Linked DNA regions of Homo sapiens: region 2 is linked to region 1. The links are chromatin loops, found by intact Hi-C in ENCODE. Cell type or tissue: heart right ventricle. All regions are shown on one strand.

Region 1 (8,000 bases):
CTGAATCTTAAGTGTTTGCTGTTTCTTTCACTGCGAAAGGGGATTTGAAAGTCACACATTTATTCTTTTCAGGTATGGGTGTTGTTTCATCAGTGTCTTTGCCCCAGAACTGGTGTAATTGAAGCAGAAGAAACACATTTAGACGGAACTGAGGAGGGTGTGTTCTGTTTTCTTCCACGGGCTTTGTAATCAACAGGAAGGGCTGTGAGGCCAAGATAGCAGAATCTACTCCCTGTAGATAAAAGAGCAAGACTTTAGACAAAACGTCGACCCATATTGCGAGCCAACTGTCAACCACTATTGTAAGAAAGAATATATAGGTTCGTAGAAGTTGGTATCCTTCAGTAAAAGTAGTTCAGTGGTGAGATCACGAATTATACTTTCCTTTTCTGAAAAATAGCAATTATAAGAGCAAAAAAAACCTGTTTACTAACAGCTTAATTACAACTCCGAGATAGGTACTATTCTTATCTCCATTATATGGATGAGGAAATTGAGCATAAGGAGACTAAGTACCCTGCCCAATGCCATACCCTCTGGAGTGGCAAGGCTGGGATTAGACCCCACAAAGTTCTAATTGATATTTATGCTTTAACCACCGTGTTGAACAGCCTGTCTATGAAATGAAAATCCTGACTTGTTTCAGTTCACAATCCACCCATAGTCAACAATAATGATTGAAAAATGCAAACTAAGGGCCGGGCGCGGTGGCTCACGCCTGTAATCCCAGCGTTTTGGGAGCCGAGGTGGGCGGATCACGAGGTCAGGAGATTGAGACCATCCTGGCTAACGTGGTGAAACCCCGTCTCTACTAAAAATACAAAAAATTAGCCAGGCGTGGTGGCGGGCGCCTGTAGTCCCGGCTACTCGGGAGGCTGAGGCAGGAGGAGAATGGCGTGAACCTGGGAGGCGGAGCTTGCAGTGAGCCGAGACAGCGCCACTGCTCTCCAGCCTGGGTGACAGAGCGAGACTCTGTCTCAAAAAAAAAAGAAAAGAAAAAAAAGAAAAATGCAAACTAAGAAGTGAAAAAAAGTGGTGGTTTTTCTTAACAAGAGAGTAACTCCTGATAAATAGAAGTATCTAATCTAACATGGCGAAAGAGCCATACTCTCTACATGTAAACAGGCAGGAGAGAGGGAACATGGGACACAGGGAGATACTTGCTCTATGAACGACAGAGGTCTTCTAGGTTCAAGCCTCCTTCCACATATCAAGAACTAATCAGCCGCAGGCTGGAATTCTAGACATCAGCCTGGAATCGAACAAGGCTGGCACACAGCAATGGACTCCTCATGGCTCCTCATTGTCCATATATTTGTCACATAATCAACTCAAACCAAAGGAAGTAAGTTCCCTTCTTTCATTTATAACAACCAACTATCCAGATTACTTATTGGACTATGCCTCCCACCACGGTGACCATGTTTAGCAGCTGGTGGCCTCAAGCAAAGGGCAGTAATTAAGACCAAAATGCACTTTTATAGATTATTTTGCCTATTTTATCAAATCACTTGTCTGTTTTGCATATGTGTACATTTATCGTGTAGAGAATAAAATTTAATTTTTTGTAGTAAACGACCATATTTAAAATTGTAGAAAACACTTTAGTCTATTTAAAGAGAGAGAAATCGTTTTCTGGCCAGGTCTTGTAGCTCATACCTGTAATTCCAGCACTTTGGGAGCCCAAGGAGGGAAGACTGCTTGAGCCCAAGAGTTTGAGACCAGCCTGGGCAAAAGAGCAAGACCCCATCTTTAAAAAAAAAAAAAAAAATTAGCCAGGCATGGTTGTGCACACCTGTGGTCCCTGGGTCGACATGAACATGAATGTTATGTTGACAATTACGTAAAAATGACAGAAAAGTCATCAAATCTACCTTCTAACTATTTCCTCTCTGGAAATCGGTCAAATCCATCAAATGTAGTTTTTGAAACCTGAATGTGAAGGGATTTCATCAGGTGGGCAGGTATTTATGTGAAGTATGAGGAGAACATGAATATGATCTTAAAACGCTAGAGTGTATTCCACGTCCTGCGGACACACAAGGTTGGTAATGGTTTCTTTTGCTACTAGAAATTCTTAAAGGAGAAAGAATGGTCTCATAAACACGTGTTGCCTTTCAGTCTGCCAATTCCTTCTCCACTTAACATCTGGATATCAATAGATATTACATAAATATATTTGTAATATTAAGTGGGCAATTTGGGGACTTGGTGTGTATGCAGAAATGATTGGACATTTGAATTGAGATGTAAGGGAATGTGAAGACTTGTATCTACTTAATGCCAGGATACGAGTTGAGTGAAATAAGCCTTCTCCTCACCATTGAATTCAGGCAACTCCTTTATCATGGGAAATTTCTTAAACAGAGACCAGACAAAGCATGTGGTCTATGTAGGGTCATGAGTTAAGGAGAATTCATTGTGACTAAATAAACAAAGGCTTGTTCCTTTGAGTCAGTCGTGATGACATCAAAATGTCTTTACCATCCAGTTCTTTTCATTGCAATAGAATTTTACTTTTGTATCACTGTCTTCCCCATTACAAAACAATAATTTTATAAATGTCAAGGCTAAATAATGCATGTTTATCCTGCCAGCATAACTTGAAAGGTCTACCACCATTGTATAAATATGTATTTACCTCCAAACTCTCATAAATCCATTTAAGTGAAGAAGCTTCACTGTGTGACCCCCCTACCACTGAACTTCATTTCACCCCACTCTGGCATGTTGTAATAAAACAATTGGGGTTACAAGTGAAAGACAGATGAATAATACTTGGACAATGTTGGAGGAAGAAGCGTACCTTTCTTCTGTGGAGCTCACCGTGTTTTACTTAAGAATATTTCATACACACTTGCAACAACACCATGCATTAGGAAAGGTGTTATTATTAAGGTATCATTATCTCTCTAATTTCCAGGTGGAGGAACTGAGTTATAAAGAAAAGTGGAGTGAATTTCCCAGTGTCAACATTTCAGTTGGCTTTAGAATCCATAGCTGTCCGGATGCCAGAGTCTGGCTCTGCGCCCTGGGAAACAATGCATCATTCCTATTGTTCTCACATTTCTCTTCTAAAACTTCATGGAGGTAGTGGAGAGAGTTAACACTTTTACTGTTGCTGGATATTATTTTAGGCACTTGGAAAGTCCTTTTTTGGCCTTTGCATCAGCCTTGACTCTAATATATGCATATGTTGAAATTTTGAAGATTCAGACGGTGACCTTTGAATAAAATAAGATTTCATACTTCACCTCTCCTTTGATCCTTCCCTGATTACTTCATTTACAGAAATACCTGCTGAGCAGGAACAAAACAACACCAGCATAGTATATAATGTTGTTAGGCTATTTCAGAATGGACATGTTCTCTGTTGAAATGGTCTGCTTTTAATATGTTCAGTGTTTAGAAAATACCTTGTCTTAAGTTGTAGACTTTAAGAAAAAAAAAAAAAACTTTTAATTATTCAATGTACACAAGGTAACATTCTGTTGTTAGTTAAAATACAATGCCACCTGGGCGCAGTGACCGACGCCTGTAATCCCAACACTTTGGGAGGCTGAGGCAGGTGGACTGTCTGAGATCAAGAGTTCGAGACCAGCCTGGTCAACATGGTGAAACCCCGTCTCCACTAAAAATACAAAAATTAGCCAGGCCTGGGTGGTGGGTGCCTGTAATCCCAGCTACTTGGGAGGCTGAGGCAGAATTGCTTGAGCCCAGGAGGCCAAGGTTGCAGTGAGCCAAGATTGCACCACTGCACTCCAGCCTGGGCAACAGAGTGAGACTTTGTCTCAAATAGTAATAATAATAATAATAATAATTTTTTTTTTTTACCAAGCAAGCAAAAGAAACAAAAAAGTCCTACATTTGTCAGCTTTTAACGTGAATATCCAGAACTCCTAGACTTCTGCAAAAGTGGTGATAAAACAAAAATTGTTGGAGTAGTTTTAAAAACAAATTTCACATTCCTTCTGAACAGAAAAGCTTTTACAACTTATGTTGCAAAAAAGGTTTTCACTAAACTGTCATGATTTGACAGCATCAAATTTAACATTCCTTGCTCTATAAGAAATAGCTTTCAGGATACAACCAAGGGGAAAGAAAGGTCGTTAAAATCAGCAACTCTTGTTTAAAAGTGATAAAAATGAAATAACTCAAAAAAAAAAAAAGAATGAAAAGTTAAAATGTGTCCAGTCCAAAGTTATGTCCTTTGTTTCTAGGAATGAACAAACTCAATGCTGGTATATAAAAATAGAAGCATTGAAAGCTAATAGGTTTATGGATGAGCAGTGCATTTTTCAGTAGTTCAACTTTCTGATCATGAGAAAGCCGAGGCGAGTTCCAAGTCTCACCACTGGCATCTTGGTGAATCCTCTTTGGCCCTGTTTGGGGATGGAGTTTCCTGGAGCAGGACAGAAAATGAGGCTAATGGAAAAGTCTCGCCAGTACTTCTCCATTGAGGTAAACTCTCCAAAGGACGGGACCCATGACCTAACAAGGTTAGAGAGAAAGCCTCCTGTGCTTGCTGCCTGGTGCCCAGAAGATAATAAATATGTGTACCATGAATGAATGGCACCAAAGGACAGGAGGAGCCCTTCGTGATGGAAAGCACACAGCCAACAGCCAGTGAGCATCTAGGACCATCCCTCAGAGCCTGACCTCATCTGGGTCATATGTCACTTCTCCCCGGAAGAATAGCAGGGAAACCACACTGTGTTTGGTCTCCTCTTTCGCTGTCAAAAAAGGACTGAAATCCTGAAAAACATCAACACAACCTGAGAGACATGAGAGAGTATTTTTCTGTTTTCAGTATTTCGAATGAGATCAAGTTTAAAGCACAAAAGGAGTTTTCACTGGAGAAAAAATCATTCTTGGTTGTTGGACTTACCTTGCAGATCTGGGGTCGCTTCTTTAAAGGAGCGAAGTGTGAACGTTCTCTATTCCAGATTGTCACAGCCCACTATCCACAAGATAGTTAGGACAAGTTTGTAAAGTCCCAAAATAAGACTTTATATGGCACAGCCTCAGGCCCAAAGAAACAGACCTCATTTGTCCAGTTAGGGGTTATGGGGCTTGGGTTACGTATATATATATTTTAAATCCACTTTCCCTTTCTTTCCAGGCCCCCTGTGTCATAGGAATCCACCAGGCGGCTTGAGCACTGAAGAGGCAACACTAATGAGCCACGTCGCTTTCTCCTAGGACTTTTTTTTCCCCCATGGTATGAACCAAGCCCTAAAAGCCACAGCTGAGTCCTTAAAAAATGTTCCTAGGCATGGTCTTCATTCCAGTGAAAGACAGATGACTGTAATTTATGCCACAAACAAAATACAATGGTTGTAATTCCAAATGGAGAGAGAATCAGGGATGTCTCAGAAGCTCAGTGTCTGGCAGCAAATACAGCATCAAAACTCAGAGGCAGTGTTCTATTTCTATAGGTACATGTATTTTACAGACTGGTGATGAACAGAAAAGTACTTCTGAGAAACGATTTGTTCCAGGTCTCATTCAAATGACCGGCAGTCATTTCTGTAAGCCCCACAGTTTCAGCAATCTGTGCACCAAGCAACGCTGCAGATATTGTTTTTTTTTTTCATTTCTTTAATTTCAGAGGGCGAAGACGAAGTAAAAAAAGTGCAGTTCTTCAATTAAAGTGCATGGATGAGGTAAACTAATTTCAAGAGTTTTGAGTTTATTCAGTACTGGCTCAGACGGGAACCATTCTGCCGTGCATCTGCTGCATTTGGGTTCGCATTGCCTGGACACTGCTCAAAATCTTATTCTGGTGCGTGATGGCTGTGATACCAATTCTTGCCAGGTCCCTGTACATAGGGCGACAAAAAAGGGACAGAAGAAGTCACAGGGACTGACAATCTCTTTTCTTGGGCTTCATGCAGACACACGTTTGAATCAGCCACAATTAATACAGCACAACAAGGCAGGTGTATTAAAATGTTTCATTAAGCAATTTAATGCAAGAATGTAGATACTTTATAGAGGCTGTGTAAAATTATACTCAATCAAAATGAGAGGCATTCCAGATTTTTTTTAAATGAGTAGGATGATTACGCAGCTCAAAGCAAAAAAAGAAAATACTATTAAATCTAGATTTACCCTTTCGTGTTACATCGTTGAGTACTTACTCCTGGTTCACGTGCACCACAGCCTCTAGTGTGGTATAACCAGCAGCTGTGAAGTTATCCTTATACCGGTCCATTTTAATGGCCTGGAGCCAATCGCCCACTGATACCACAGCAGAGAATTCAGGGGAGCTTGGATCCAACAAGGCAGTGTTAGGTCTAGAAAGAGAACAAGAAAATATAAGCAGAACGGAGCTACCAGTGAGACAAGAAGACTCAGAAATCTGATTGCCTCAAATAGGCAAGGAGAACTGAAAAGCTAAGGGAAGGTTTTAAATGGAACAATTGTTGTTAAATGTAACTATGCAATATTTTGCTCTTAACTTCACAAAGCTGCTAAAGCATGTATCAATCATCCTATTTTTTCTTAATTCTATTTCCTGCGCTTGTTTTATGTGGCCCTCTGAGGGCATTCATGCTCATAGCAGGTCTTTTAACACCCTAGCCTGGGGTGAAGACTGGGAGAGCCCTCATGGCCGAAACCTGTTCAATCTTTGCAGAAAGAGTCCAGTCTCTGCCAGTACTGAATATTACAGACTTTCGTTCAGCAACTATGGAAACCCTAGTGAAGGATGAGTAAGGAAAACTGCGAGCTTGCCACCTGCCAGACTGGATGGAAGCAGAGAAAACAGCAAGAATTCAAGTCCAGCATGCTTCCAGCCTAGTCTACAGGCAGGCTTGGGGCATTCAAACAAACTTGGGACAGCAGGGAGTTAATCCCCTCTTTAATCAATCCATGCCTGACCAGCACGAGTGCCAAGGCTGGCAGAAGAACGGCCACTTTGATCACTGTTTGGATTGTGGAATGTGCTTCTCGTATTCCCTTGCTGGGGTTCCTGAATAATGATTTCAACAAATTCAAAGCACTTCTTATTAACTTATTTATTAGTTTACTCATTTCTTAGGCCAGGTGTTTTCTATTAGGTCACTGTCACAAGCAATTACAGGCTGGAATTCTGCCTTTCCTAATGATATTGACATATAAAAAATCATTTACTAATAAAAACTATTAAGAGAATTATAGTTAGTTATCTTCATCACCCAATTGCTGAATAACCATAGAGCAGGCCTTCATGGGGTTATTTTATACTACCTTTACTTATAATAACCTGTAGAAAAATACTGCTACTTGTTAAGTCATAGTTTTTGAACTTCTGTTTTTCCTAAAACTCACAGAATGTGTTTGATCTTAACATTTTGACCTGATTTTCAACGTGATACTATGTTTAAGTACAAACATTTAAATCACAATTATATCATTACTACTAAATTTTCAACCAAAAAACTCTTTCCTTGTAAAAACAAAATTAAGTCGATATAATGCTTTACTTTTCTACATAGCAGAATTAATCCAATTCGATTTTTAAAATTTTCATTTTTATCTAAATTGACTTGACTTGTATTATTTCTTTTTTATATAAATATTTTAACAAAGATTTGTTTTATCAGTCAGTTTTGTGTCCAAATAATACCTTGCCATTGTAACCTGTCTTTTGTGTCCATTATTTCAATATAAGTTTGATTTTCTAAGTACAATTCTGTAAATGTTTACAGCAAAAATAATCAAGATATAATTATTCTTTCAATTTTGAGTCAACAACAAATGTTACCACATAGAATTTTGGACATTTAATTGAGTGTGGATATATAGCAATAATATTTGTTATTAGACAAAAGCCAATAGTTTGCATTTACTTCTGACTTTAAGCCAAAAGCATTAATGAGGAAGATGTAGGCTCTGAGCACCGACAAGGTCAAAATGACCTTACAATGAAAATATCTTCACTCGATGTCAATTAACTTTAAGGGTGGTTCTTAAGCTTGTTCTGGAAGCCTCTGTGCTCTTGGTAGCACACCATG
Region 2 (8,000 bases), 730 kb before region 1:
GGACTTGGTCATGGATCTGTTTAGTATGCTATACTCCCACATAACATCACCTGCCACGTTTTGTTATTTTCATCCATTTAATGGTCTAGGGCTGAGTGCTGGATCATATCTGCATGTCTACAATGATAATCATAATGGTTAATATTTATTACACACTTTTGCATCAGACATTTTGATAGGAATTTTGTATAATGTTGCAGATACTAGCTAGTAGTTCACTAAATCCTTTCTATTTCCTGGAAACTCAGCTGGATGGCATTTCCCAGGCTCCTGTGTAGTTAGATGTAAGCAAATGATCACATTCTATCCAATGAGAGGTGAGTGGGATGATAAGCGTCACTGTAAGATCTAGTGTGTAAATCCTCTCGCCCAAGATCATCTTAGTTCTCTCCCATTTCCCTGAAGAGTACAGCCTGAATAATCCTGTAGAATGGTATCATACCAAATCAAATACCGATTGACCTCATAGGAACCAAAAATAAACTTCAACTGTATTAGGCTATTTTTGGTTACATTTTTACAGCACCTACCATTTTCTAATCAATGCAAACACATTTTTATTAAATTATTGGGTATGAATATTATTATAATTACCACTTTTTATATGATTAAACTCAGATAAGGAAAGATGAAGTAACTGCTCGAAGGTTACACAGGTAACTGATGGGGCCTAGATCTAAATCCAGACAGGCTGACCTCAAAGCTCAAATTTTAACAATAGTGCCCTCTATTATTATATTACATATTAAAATGACAACAACATATTAAAGTGATAAAAAATCAAGCAGAAACATGTTTTAAAGCTACAGTGATTGAAAGAGTGAAAGAAAACAGAGAATACTGGAGTAGAATCATGAAGCTCAGAATCAGTCCTATTTTATAACTATTGAGCCAATAATGGTAATGTTTCAAATTAGAAGTGAAAGTTACATATTTTCATACTTGTAGATATATATTATAGATGGATTAAAAATATTAAATATAAAAATAAAATCACAATAAAATTATAATAAAATGGCAGATTGTATTCTGATTTTATTTCTAACTTTTAACAAAACATTCAGTACTTAGTAATATGTTCAACAAATATGTTAACAATGAATCTGATTTTATGACTACCTGTCATCTGACTTCATGCCCCCATCCATTCACTTTGTTTCAGAAAATATGTGTTTTGCATACCTGTAGAGAAAAAAAAACCCTACTAGAGGTATAGTTTTCAGGTTCTGTGAGATTTTACGTTACAGAGGATATTTTAGTTTATTTTAGAAGTGTTAAACAGTCTTATTAAAGAGTATGAATAGAAAAAAATGTACCTGGGTAAAAATCATGAAAACTTAAATCTTATATTTCTAAGGACAGAGATCAGTTCAGAATTGTTTAGTTCATACTCATGTTCATTTTACTTATAGGATGTTTACTGCTAACATGATTAGTTGAGGCATTTGCTCAATATATTGAAAGGCAAATAAAATGTCATATTCTATGTGTTCATTAGCAGAGAGTTCAAAATGATTTTCTGTTTATTAGGTCCCCAGTTCTTCAAAATCAAAACTTGGAAAATCTACTCAGAAAATTTCTAGTGGCCAGGAATCTTTTATGAAGAAGACCTAGGGGCTTAGGTCAGTATTAGTGTTTTTAATAGAAAAATACATATATTTTATCATATGTCAATTTTTATTTCAATTAAAGAACTTATATGAGAATGCCTGAAATATCTGTGATTTTTCCCAGACCTAATATATAATCGTTTTAGCAGGATGTCAAGGATTAAAAATTTGCCACTCTTCCTCTGGAGTGGTGAGGTCTATCTTTCCTTCCCTTGAATATATCTGACCGGACGTCTAGTAGAATGCAGTGGAAGTGATGCTGTGTGGCTTTAGGAGCCAGACCTTAAGATATCTGCAGCTTGTGCTTTTGTCTTCTTAGAGTCCTGCTTCTAGAAAGCAAGCCACCATGTAAGAAGTCTGTGTTAGTTTGCTGAAGATAATAGCTTCCAAATTCATCCATGTCCCTGCAAAGGACATGGTCTCTTTCCTTTTGATGGCTGCATAGTATTCCATAGGTTATATGTACCACATTTTCTTTATCCAGTCTATCACTGATGGACATTTGGGTTGATTCCGTGTTTTTGCTGTTGTGAATGGTGCTGCATTTATTGAACATACATGTGCATGTATCTTTATAATAAAATGTATCTTTATAATCATTTAGGTATATACCCAGTAATGGAATTGCTGCATCAAATGGTATTTCCTGTTCTAAATCTTTGAGGAATCACCACACTGTCTTCCACAGTGGTTGAACTAATTTATATTCCCACCAACAGTATAAAAGCGTTAGGAAAAATAGCTAATGCATGCTGGGCTTAATACCTAGGTGATGGGTTTGTAGGTGCAGCAAACCACTATGGCATACATTTACCTATGTAAAAAACTTGCACATTCTGCACATCTACTCCAGAGCTTAAAATAAAATAAAATAAAAAGTCTGTGATGCCAGTAGCCAAAGACGTTCCTTTATGCTACCAGCCATTCCTATTATGCATGCCTTTAGGAGTTCCCTTTGCTAAAATCTGGGCTGGGCCTGTGACTTGCTCTTGATTAATAGAGAGTGGCCAGGGTGATACTGTGTCACTTGGAATTCAGGTCATAGGAAGCCTAGAAATTTCTTGTCTGAACTTTTCTAGATACACACTCTTGGGATGCTCCCTCTTAACACCCAGCTGCCATGATGTGTGAAGTCAAAGTCACATAGAGGAGGCCAGGTGTAGGTGCTCCCAGTGATGCTTACATTTGTGCTCCCAGAAACAGTCAACATCAACGGCCAGTCCTGGGCCCAAGCTTTTGGGTATCCAGATCAGTCAAGCCTTAGCATAACTATACCCCAGTTAATATCTGACAGCAGCCACATAAGAGACCTCAATACTACGAGAAATTATCATAAATTATTGTACTGTTACAAACAATGGACAGCTGGAGCAAAATCTGACTACTCTGAGACTTTCATAACAGAGCAGCCTTCTCTGCCACTGTGAAGGATGGCAGTATGACTTCCCCAGAGGAGCTACTGGATTGGCTGAGAGTCTTATTATCTCTTAGCCATGCAAGAAGAAAGAGACCACATTCAAGAACACAAAGAGCCAGATATGCAAGTGAAACCTTTTTGGACTGGCCAGCCCAGGCTAGCCACTCATGAACACAGATGAGTGAATAACCCCAGGTGACACCACAGGGAGCAGAGAAATTCTTCTCTGAGCCCTGCCTAAGCTCCTAGCACCCAGAATGGTGAGCAAACGAAAGGTTGTTGCTTTATACCACAATATTGTGCAGTAATTTGTAATGAAGCATAAGATAACTCTGTATTTTGATAATCTCAAAATACAGAGTATCTGAGATTAGATCTATACATTCAAAGCTAGATCTTTTTAGACTTTGATTTTAATGTGTGTATAAATTAACAGGAGCAATGGACTAAAGTGTGAAAGTGCTTTAGGATAACTTGCTGAGTGCATCGAGAAGAAATGAAATTATTTAAATACTTATGGCCAAAGTGTTGGATGGGAACAGTGATGGAAAAGGTCGGAGAAGGAGGCTGAGCTGCTCCTCTATTTGTGGAGGACATGGGATAGGTTATCTTGGAGGATGTAGGACTCTGGTTGCTCAGACCTGTCACTATCTACCCATGGCACACAGAGCATGCATTTGTGGGCTGCTTCTCTCTCCCACCTCCTTCCCTTTGACACCTTTTTCATCACTTCTACATCTCCCCAGAAACATAGGCATATTCTCACTCCTCACTGTAGTGTTACCAGCATGTCAACTGATCACCAACATTTGAGTTGTTGGGAGAAAACCAAAGAACACAACCAATACATAAATCTCCCTATGACGGATAATTCTCTCTTCCAGTTGCTTTTTCCTCCAGCCACTTCTCCAGATAGACAACAAGCTCAGTGGGTGCTGCTAGAATCAAGGCATCTGCTTACCCACAGTCCCCTGCACTAGAGCTATCAGCAGTTTGTATGTAGAGCAGGGAAGCCAGTTGATATTAGCTGCTCCCCAAAACCATGCATCCTGTCATTTCTCTTCACATTGTCACACTAGTTTGAAGCCCACCACTTTCCAGAAAGCTCCACCCCCAGAACTTGGTTGTTTATTTATGGACAACATGCTCTTGGACCCTAAAATTCTGGTTGGAGTTTGATCTGAGCAATTGTTAATTGAACAGTGTAATTGGAACAGAAAACAGAGCAACAATCTCTGCCACTGTGAAGGTCAGAAACATGACTGCCCCAGAGGAGCTGCTGTATTTGCTGAGAGTCCTGACTGTCAGGTCTTTGACACTGTTCCCTTGGATCCAGCCCTCAGAGAAAGAGTGCTTTTCCAGAGTGTCTCCCTGTCCCCATCCATGTGCAGGTCAGCTCTGCAGAGCACGGCCTGAGATTTTTCATTTCTTTCATTAAAAAAAAAAAATCTAAAGTATGCAAATGTTTAGCCTGAAGGAAGAGCTGGCACTTTCATCTTTCAGTAAGTAAAGGAAGCAGTGGTGGGAACGACTAGTCTGGATTTAATTCTAACCTACAAGGAAGGACATGTCGATGGGCTCTGAATAACAGGAAACTTAGAAGAAAGAAGTGATCTCATGTTAGAGTTGCTAATTATAAAACACAAATATAATGAGTATATCAGACACAGACTCAGGCTTTATAAAAGCAAATTTCAAAAGGTTCCAAGAAAATGTACAAAATAAATGTCTCAGTTGGCTAGAAATTCTAAAGTAATGGAAGATGGACATTCTAAAAATAAGTAAGCCAGGAGCAAGGAAACAGAAAAGGACATGACAGTCCCATAAATGTTTTCAATGAGGAAAACATCTGGAAGAGCCTGGAGTGGAAGGTGATACAAAAAGAAATCAGTGGCTGGCTGTGGTGGCTCACGCCTGTAATCCCAGCGCTTTGGGAGGCTGAGGCAGGTGGATCACGAGGTCAGGAGATCAAGACCATCTTGGCCAACATGTTGAAACCCCATCTGTACTAAAAATACAAAAATTAGCCAGGCGTGGTGGCATGCACCTGTAGTCCCAGCTATTCGGGAGTCTGAGGCAGGAGAATTGCTTGAGCCAGGGAGGCAGAGGTTGCAGTGAGCCGAGACTGCACCATTGCATGCCAGCCTGGAGACGGAGCGAGACTCTGTCTCAAAAAAAAAAAACCAAAAAACAAACAAAAAAGAAATTAGTGTGGCTGCACAAGAAACCTCTGACTCATTCATATTTTAAAATACCATACATGGAAGACAGAGGGAAGAATGATGGCCCAAGCCAAATAAAAATGAGTGACAAACTCGGCAGGTATAATGACAAGAAAGTTAATGATTCACAGTAAATTAAGGCTTGTAGAAAATGCATGTAACACTTAAAACATCTTTGGGTGAATTTAGGTTATAAAGAATAGGGAGGACATAGACTTGTTACTGAGGCAGGATTATTTACAAATGAAAGAGAATGAAATAACAAAACCAATAAACAAATACTCTACTTCAATAATTCCTATAAGGAGAAAGGAAATCTAGATATTAAAAAGGTAAAAGACTGTATTTAAATAAAATTGGTGTCTAAAATGGGTTAACAAGGCACTGACCCAACAGCCTGAAATGGTTCCCTTCTCTGTGCCCAGGCAAACTGTTCCCCAGAGTACTGCAGAAGGAGAGAAGCATAGCCAATCTGAGGGACAGTGGCCGATAAGAAGCCTCACTACTTGAAGTTTGCTCCACATCCTGGCAGTGCCATATCACCTCGAAACTTGATGAAAATACAGTCACAGGCTTCACCTCAAGCCTTCTGAAGCTGCATTTTAACTGTATGTCTTGTGATACACACACACAGTAAAGTCTGGAAAGCTCTGTTAAAAAAAAAAAAAGAGAGACAAATAACATGACTTTCAATACAGGTCAACTCTGTACACTAAAGCTTGCTGAGTTTTGACACTAATCTCAGCAGAATTGGAGGAAGAAGGATTCCAGAGATGGCTTATGTGCATATTGAAGGGCTGTAGTCATCTCTAGGCCTGGGAGAAGTTCCCTAGGAACTAAGCACACGCACTCAAGCCATCTCAAAGTAAAATGAGGGTGGTATATCAGAATGTCAGGTACTTTTGTGTGTTTGTGAGAGAACACAGCATAAGGGTTAAAAAAAAAAAAGGCTCAGCTGGGCGCGGTGGCTCACGCCTGTAATCCCATCACTTTGGGAGGCCAAGGCGGGTGGATCAGCTGAGGTCAGGAGTTTGAGACCAGCTTGGCCAACGTGGTGAAACCCCACCTCTACTAAAAATACAAAAATTAGCCAGGCGTGATGGTGGGTGCCTGTAATCCCAGCTACTCGGGAGGCTGAGGCAGGAGGATCACTTGAACCTGGGAGGTGGAGGTTGCAGTGAGCCGAGATCGCACCATTGCACTCCAGCATGGGCGACAAGAGTGAAACTCCATCTCAAAAAAAAAAAAAAAAAAAAAAAAGGCTGGGGAGCCAGGGTTCTGAATTCAGATCCTAGTTTTGCCACTTGCTGTGTGACTTTCACCAATGGCTTATGTTCTCTGTGTCAGTTTCCTCATCTGTAAAACAGAAAAAAACAAAACAACAACAACAAACAACAATGTTGCCTGTAGCATAGGTTTCTGTGAGGAGGAAATAAGCTGATAAAAGTAAAGCACTTCTAAACACATATGGAACCTGGATTGGATCTTGGAACAGAAAGAGAACAGTGATGAAAACTGGTAAATTCCAAATAAAACCTGTAGTTGTAGTTAATAGCAGTACATCACTGTTATTTTCTTAGTTTTGACAAATGTGCATAGTTATGTAGGATGCCAACATTGGAGGGAAGTGGGTGAAGGGCATAAGAACTTCCTGTACTATCTTTGCAATTTTGCTACAAATCCAAAATTTTCTCAAAGTTTACTTTTCCAAAAAATAAATACTTCCTTACGTAATAAACACTCTATAAATGCAAGGCTAATTGTGCCTAACACATAACAGCACCTAACATATAACAGCACCTAACATGTAATAAACACTCAGTAATGTGAGCTATTATAATTGTTTTAAAAGTTTGTTTATTGATAGTCAGTACATAAAAATTGAGAGAGTCTAATATAGGAATACTAATCCTGATTCAGCAATGCCTCTTGGATAAAGATTTAGAAGATACAATTATCATGTTTTGAGTTAGGATAAAACTCAAAGACAGCTAGTATATTTAAAGCTTCAATCCACTAGATTTCCTTTAAGCAAAAGACATCCACTTTAGCTTTAGTGTGGCTTATAAAATCAGAGGAGGTGCAGGATAACAGGCCCTGGAAAGGGAGGATTAGGGAAACTCTGGCGATCTAAGAAGCAGGAATGAATGGATAGTCTATTCAGCAGGCAGCTCAGGGAGGTAAAAACCACGGTAGTTTTCGTCTTTGGGTCCCTGCAAGACTCATATTCCAAGGAGCAAGAGCAACTAATTAGCCCAACCTGAGTTATACATTCCCTCTGGAATCCAGCACATGAACAGAGAAGGGAGGAGGAAGCTGTAACAAGAAGGAAGGGAAATAGACCCTAGGCAGGCAAAAGGAACAGAAATCCAGAGGAGACCAGAGTTTTGAAAAGATCTTAACAAAATGGAAAAGGATTCAAATACTATAAAATCTGGCAACACAGTGGGACTCAATCTGCCACCTACCTGCCCAGACAATTCACTAGGAGGAGGTTAGAGAGCATCCTCAGTGGGTGAAGGTCCTCCTGACACAGCACTGATGAGAAGGCCTTCCTGCTCTTGTTTGGGTTCCATATTTTAGTGGAAATTTTTAATCTGAAATAAATAAGGTAATGTTCCTGGAGTTTCCATTGCTGGGTACCATGATCTCTAAAGTGAGATATATGTAACCCAGAGAGGAGCAAAATAGTTCTTTGTGGGAAGGTAAAATTATTAGAACTGCTATTAATATTTACATTTTATAGAGAGA

Evidence for each region. A loop is a pair of places that touch in the nucleus more often than their neighbours do. Peaks named below come from ENCODE experiments on the same cell type or tissue, not always from the same donor. Only the 100,000 strongest peaks of a DNase experiment are listed, where the experiment ranks them.
Region 2: a loop joins it to region 1, with 3 times the contacts of the local background. A loop is called at or near these places in 8 of 110 quality-filtered maps.

What each region holds. Positions count from the first base shown.
Region 1 is chr2:221,420,321-221,428,320 of GRCh38, forward strand. It overlaps EPHA4 (EPH receptor A4), which reads right to left. Exons shown (of 18, transcript NM_004438.5): 16 at 6,144-6,299; 17 at 4,889-5,822; 18 at 1-232. The coding sequence ends at 5,708. Among named protein-coding and RNA genes, the nearest start is that of EPHA4, 150 kb to the right of the region's middle. RefSeq lists an enhancer at 4,629-5,828. In heart right ventricle, no CTCF peak of the experiment used is centred here; a DNase peak (open chromatin) is centred at 3,022; H3K27ac peaks cover 1,104 bases.
Region 2 is chr2:220,691,234-220,699,233 of GRCh38, forward strand. No RefSeq gene overlaps it. Among named protein-coding and RNA genes, the nearest start is that of MIR4268, 790 kb to the left of the region's middle. In heart right ventricle, no CTCF peak of the experiment used is centred here; no DNase peak of the experiment used is centred here; H3K27ac peaks cover 1,032 bases.